2 separate regions of the Homo sapiens genome follow, and region 2 is linked to region 1. The links are chromatin loops, found by intact Hi-C in ENCODE. Cell type or tissue: pancreas. All regions are shown on one strand. Links, peaks and the distances in the headings refer to the core of each region. The heading gives the core; the rest is flanking DNA.

Evidence for each region. A loop is a pair of places that touch in the nucleus more often than their neighbours do. Peaks named below come from ENCODE experiments on the same cell type or tissue, not always from the same donor. Only the 100,000 strongest peaks of a DNase experiment are listed, where the experiment ranks them.
Region 2: a loop joins it to region 1, with 2.7 times the contacts of the local background. A loop is called at or near these places in 28 of 110 quality-filtered maps.

The regions. Positions count from the first base shown.
Region 1 is chr9:83,553,527-83,556,438 of GRCh38, reverse strand. It overlaps a transcript of FRMD3 not described here. Among named protein-coding and RNA genes, the nearest start is that of FRMD3, 17 kb to the right of the region's middle. In pancreas, for the core only: no CTCF peak of the experiment used is centred there; no DNase peak of the experiment used is centred there.
Region 2 is chr9:83,197,823-83,200,734 of GRCh38, reverse strand. It overlaps a transcript of RASEF not described here. Among named protein-coding and RNA genes, the nearest start is that of FRMD3-AS1, 20 kb to the left of the region's middle. In pancreas, for the core only: a CTCF peak has its summit at 1,294 (motif pointing left); a DNase peak (open chromatin) is centred at 1,334.

The sequences.
Region 1 (2,912 bases), core at 158-2,657:
AGCTAAATTAACCATCAGATGAATTGGGATGATCTAATGGGCAAGCCAAAGACATGTACTATGTGTATGGCTATTGTCAAGAGCTTGCTGGCTGTAGGTCAATAATGCATGGAGTTATATGACCCAAAACAATATTTGCTGAATTCAGGAATTTCACAGAAGGTGGCCATGTAAATCATGTTCAAAATATTTCCAATTGTTATGTTTTAATAAACCATTTTTCTTTGTTTTTTTTTTCAAAAGGCTAGTGAAGCAGTGAAGAGTGGAGAGGGAACAAAGAAATCTGTAGGGGAGTGGCCAAGATGGCTGACTAGAGGTAGATAGTGTGTGTGTGGCTGTCATGGAAAGGAACAGAAGGGGCAAGTAAATACAAAACCTTCAGTGGAAACGTCCATTGGGCATTGGGTCTAATCAAGGAAACAGTTTGACCCACAGAGAATGAAGAAAAGCAAGACAAGACAACAGCTCACCTGGGAGCAACATGGAGCCAGGGGATCCTCCCTAGACCAAGAAGTGAATGACCGATCCCGGGAAACCACGCTTCTCCCACAGATCTTTGCAACCCTTGGGTTAGGAGATCTCCCTGTGAACCCACTCCATCAGGGCCTTCAGTCCTCAGTCTGACAGACAGAGCTATGTGGAGTCTTGGCAGAGCAGCTGCTCAAGCATGCCTGGAGACCCTGGAGCCTTAGATACTTGGGCTTTCCTGCAAAAGTAGCTGCAGCTCCAGCAAAGTGGGAGGTTAGATTCCTGTACCTACCCATAGGAAAGAGGCTGAATCCAGGGGGCTGAGCAGTAATAGCCTGCAGGCCCTAATTCCATGACACTTCACAAGATAAGACCCACTGGTTTGGAACTCCAGCTGGCTACCAGTAGTGGCATTGCACCTCCCTGAGAAGGATCTCCTAGGGGGAGGGGGAGGCTGCCATCTTTGCTGTTTGGGTACCTTAGCCATTCCAGCCTTGGGGCTTTGGAGAGTCTGAGCCAACCCAGGTTGAAGGGGTCCCCCAGCACAGCACAGGTGCTCTACCAAATTTGGCCAGACTGCTGCTTTAAGTGGGTGCCTGATCCCATTCCCCCTCACTGGGTAGGACCTCCCAACTGGGGCCTCCAGCCACTCCCACCCAAGCTCTCCAGCCAACAGCGATCTTAATTCCCCCTGGGACAGCACTCCCAGAGAGAGGGGTGAGCCGCCATCTTTGCTGTTTGAGTGACTTAGCCATTCCAGCCTTTGGGCTTTGGAGTGTCTGAGGTGACTGGGGGCCAAAGTGGACCCCCAGCACAGCACAGGTACTCTACCAAAACGTGGCCAGATTGTTTTTTTAAGTGGGTCCTAATCTCATTCCTCCTCACTGGATGGGACCTCTTAACTGGGGTCTGCAGCCATTTCTTATAGGTGGCTTTGGGCCAGCAAAAGGTTTGTACCTCCCTGGGACAAAGCCCCCAGAGGGAGGGACAGGCTGCCTGCTATCTTTGTCATTTTGCAGCATTCACTTGTGATACCTCGAGGTTCTAGAAAATCCCAGGTGGCTGGGGACTGGAATGGGCCCCAAACATACCACAGTAGCTCCACAGAAAAGTGACCAGACTGTGACGTGGGTGCCTGATCCCATATCTCCTCACCAGGCAGGTCCTCCAGGCCTGGGCCTCCAGCCACCTGCCACCAGAGCTACCAAGCCAGTACCAGTTCAGCAACTCCTTGGACACAGCCTCCGGAGGCAACCAAAAGCCTCTCTTCCACTGCTTCTGCAGTGGAACTGCCCTTGCCCTCAGACTAACAAAGGAGCAAAGACTTTAAGTGTCTTATCCACATCTCCATCAAGCTGCAATCGACCCAAGAAGAGGAGGCCAGTCTGTCTCCCATGGGTCCCACACACCCTCCATGGCTTGTCACCAGACAAGGAAACATTGGCTTGGGCCCACAGCACAAACCGTTCATTTTGTGCTGACTGCATTGAGCAATTGCTGACCAGCATCTCTCTGGGGTGGATCCCCAGGAGTCAAGCAAATGACCCTTGGCCACAACCACTACTAAGATCTCTTCCTCTGCTGCCTCTTAGCTGGGAAAGGAACATAAACACTGAGATCACACCAGAGCTGCAGTGAGCAGCCGATGAATGCTAAGTTGTGATTACAGCCAGCACTGAAGGTGGAGAGGAACCCACACTTTCAGAGCACTGAGAGGGAACACAGTTGCAACTGTGAGGAAACATAGGGGAGCCACACAATTAAGCAAGAGTCTACAAACTGACCGATGAGCCTAAGTGTTATTTGCTGGATCACACCCCAAAGCTTCAAAACCAAAAATACCTCACAAATATACCCCCCTATGAAACTAGAGATAAGAAGTCAGCTTCAAATAAAGCCACTACGCAAAACCTTGGCCCAGTGAAAACATTCAGAAAAGAAGTCTATTGACTGTACTTAATCTACACTGCAGTTAAAGGAACACCCACATGCCGAGATGAGAAAGAACCGATGCAAGAACTCCAGTAACTCAAATGGCCAGAATGTTGTATGTACTCCAGATGACCATACCAGTTCTCCAACAGGAGTTCTTAACCAGGCTGAACTGGTTGTAATGACAGAAATAGAACTCAGAATATGGATAGGAACAAATATCATTGAGATTCAGGAAGATGACAAAACCCAACCCAAGGAGAACAGAAATCACAATAAAGTGGTACAGGAGCTGAAGGACAAAATAGCTGGTATAAAGAGATCCTAATGGGTCTGACAGACCTGAATAACACAAAAATTTCACAATGCCATCACAAGTATTAGCAGCAGAATAAACCAAGCTGGGGAAAGAATCTCAGAACTTGAAGACTGGTTCTCTGAAATAAGACAATCAGACACAAATAAAGGGAAAAAAGAGATGAATGAACAAAACCTCAAAGAGGTATGGGATT
Region 2 (2,912 bases), core at 322-2,821, 360 kb after region 1:
GACATTGCTTTAGAACCTGGGGATACAGCAGTGAACACAACAGACAAAATCACCTCTTCCTTCCTGGAGCTTACATTCCAGTGGAGTGAGACAAAAATGATGATGACAGGTGTTTTGAGGAAAATAAGGCAGCAAAGGGAGACAATAGCATTGGAAGGACTGATTTTTAAATACAGTGGCCGGAGTGTCTCGCTGAGATGGTAAACGAATAAAAAACTCAGTGGGAGTTGATCTGGGAAAGGACCTTTCTGAACAGGCCAGCAACAAGTGCAAGGCTTCTAATTGGGAGGCTTCTTGTATTTGTTTGTGCATCTTTTTAGAAGGATTTTTTTGTTTTTTGAGACGGAATCTTGCTCTGTTGCCCAGGCTGGAGTGCAATGGCATGATCTTGGCTCACTGCACCCTCCGCCCCCTGGGTTCAAGCAATTCTCCTGCCTCAGCCTCCCAAGTAGCTGGGATTACAGGCAACCGCCACTACACCTGGCTAATTTTTGTGTTTTTAGTAGAGATGGGGTTTTACCATGTTAGTCAGCCTGGCCTCAAACTCCTGACCTCAGGAGGGGAACTGGTTAAAAACACACCAGCCTTGGCCTCCCAAAGTGCTGGGATTACAGACGTGAGCCACCGCGCCCGGCCTTTAGAAGGATTTTATGTATATGTGTGTGCATATGCATCCTTAACAAATTCACACATGTCATCGTTACAGAGCATAGTGTCTACCACTTTCTTACTTAAGCATGTCTTAGAGGTCTTTCCATACCAACAGACAGGCCTACCTCAGTTGCTAGGTGGCGGCATCATGCTCCATGGTGTGCCTGTGCTGTGTGTTTTTAACCAGTTCCTGACTGATGCACAAGGCTGCAACTAGCTCCTAGTCCAGTTCCAGGTCCAGGAACTCCAGAGGCATTTTCCCTGCCCATTTCTCTGCTCTCCTCTCCTGCCTCCTATATCAGATACGCATTTGTGTCCTTGGCCTCTGTCTCACCAGCACCCATGCCCTGCCTCCTCTTTTCCTTCCTTCTCAACTTCAGTTCAGGAAAGAATGGTCCATTTTTGTTCTAGTTTCTGAGTCTTCAATACAGTGTCAGCCTCTTGCTGACAGATGTTGTCCTTTAGTGCCTCATTTACCCACTGATTTGGATGTGGAAAGAAACTGCGTAAGAGGATTTAGAAGTGCATTTTGTTGGCGTGTCACCTGCAATATTGGTGTCACTCCCTGATGCTCTGGTGCTTCCTGAGTCTATATTTGATTTGCCTGTACATGACAGTCTCATTCTGGCCTCTAGTGGATGATGCTGTCTCAACATGCAGGCTGGCCGTGTTAGTTAGCAATCCCTGCTACAGACAGGCTGCGATGGTGCGAGCAACTCCATAGCTACAGATGCACATTCTTTTGTAAAAAATACTTAACTCTTTATAGCAGATCTCTAACAGAAAATAAAGCTGACTTTGTCTTATGAGCTTTTCAAAGGTCAGGTGCTTTTTTTTTTTTTTTTTTTTTTTTTTTTTTAAATTAGGGCTGTCCAGATGCCTCCAAAATATGTGAGAAAAAATGTAACCTTCTTAACTTCCAACTTCCGAATGTGCAAACCAGTTTGTTTCCTGACATAAAACTCATGCCAAACTTTGAAAAAGCATTGCATCTTTTTTCTCTTGTGGAAGGTCTTGGAAACCTTTGTGAAATTGCAATTAATAGCAAAAGTAATTGGGGATGAAGACATTTCATTGCTTTGCATAGTTATTTGACAGTTGTCATGTCTCGTATGAGCCTGTATGCAGAGTGGCTTTTGTGGCAGTTCTTTTTGTTTCTTTCATTGTCTAAATATTTAAGATTTGTATTTCTTTCTATAGTAAATGTTTTCTCTACATTTATCCCTCCCCTACATTTATCCCTCCCCCCCATTCTATTTATAACTTTCAAAATTGCCTGGGAACAGAAAGCTGCTCCTTCTGCCTTTTCTCATCTCTTTGGGCTTTGTCTCCTGCATCTCTGCTTGCTCAGGGACTGCAGTCTGCTCTGTGGAGTGGTCGCTGAGAGCGAAACAAGTTCTGTTTTTCAGGCTCATGAAGCAGGAGTCAGACTGCCTGAAATGTTGCAGGGCTGAGAAGAACAGCCTGTGTTAAGTGCTAGGAGGAAACCTGAGTTTGTTTGTCCTCTCATTGATTGGCTTCTGTATCTCCCTGTGGTGCTGCCTTAGTCAGTCCAGTGAGTTAACAAAATGGGGCCGCTCCCTGGGGTCTGCCATCCAGACAGCTGGCCAGGCAGTCTATCCATGTGTAAGGACATGCAGAGAGTGGAGGTGAAAGGCACTGAATTATGTATAAGGAAAGAGGTTTCCTTATGCATGTTAAAGGGGACAATACTGTTGCCATTGCAGTTTTTAGACAGTAAAGAGAAAGAGAAAGGGGTAAATTCTATTGAGTAGTCTTTACCTAAATTGTATGGTAGGTTGTCTGTTTCCTTTGAGCATAAACTGGTATAAATGTTATGTAGTCATAGTTTTCAGGTGCCTTCTTATTTCTAAATTATATGTTTTGGGGTAATTTTGCAAGGAAAACATTATTTGGGGAGTCCTGATATTGTAGATCTGTATTAAAGGACTAATGAGCTGCGGTCTCTTAACTGAAGTGAATAAAATCATCCAGTAAGTTATTTTGTTCTAGGCATATTTCTCAGACCAGAGTGATGAGATTTTGTGAGTTTGTCATGGCATCGAGGAGATGTACACATTAATTTCCAAAAGATGATTCTCTCTGATAAGTAAGTGCAAAGCCGTGCTACCATTGAGCAATTAGTTTCCTTGTGCTTTTACTGCTGTAGATATCAAAGCATTTCAAGACCAAGCTCAGCGGAAGCAGAGGAGAGACCCTCCACTGGGATTTATCCCGGTGCTTATGCTGTTGGTAGGTGG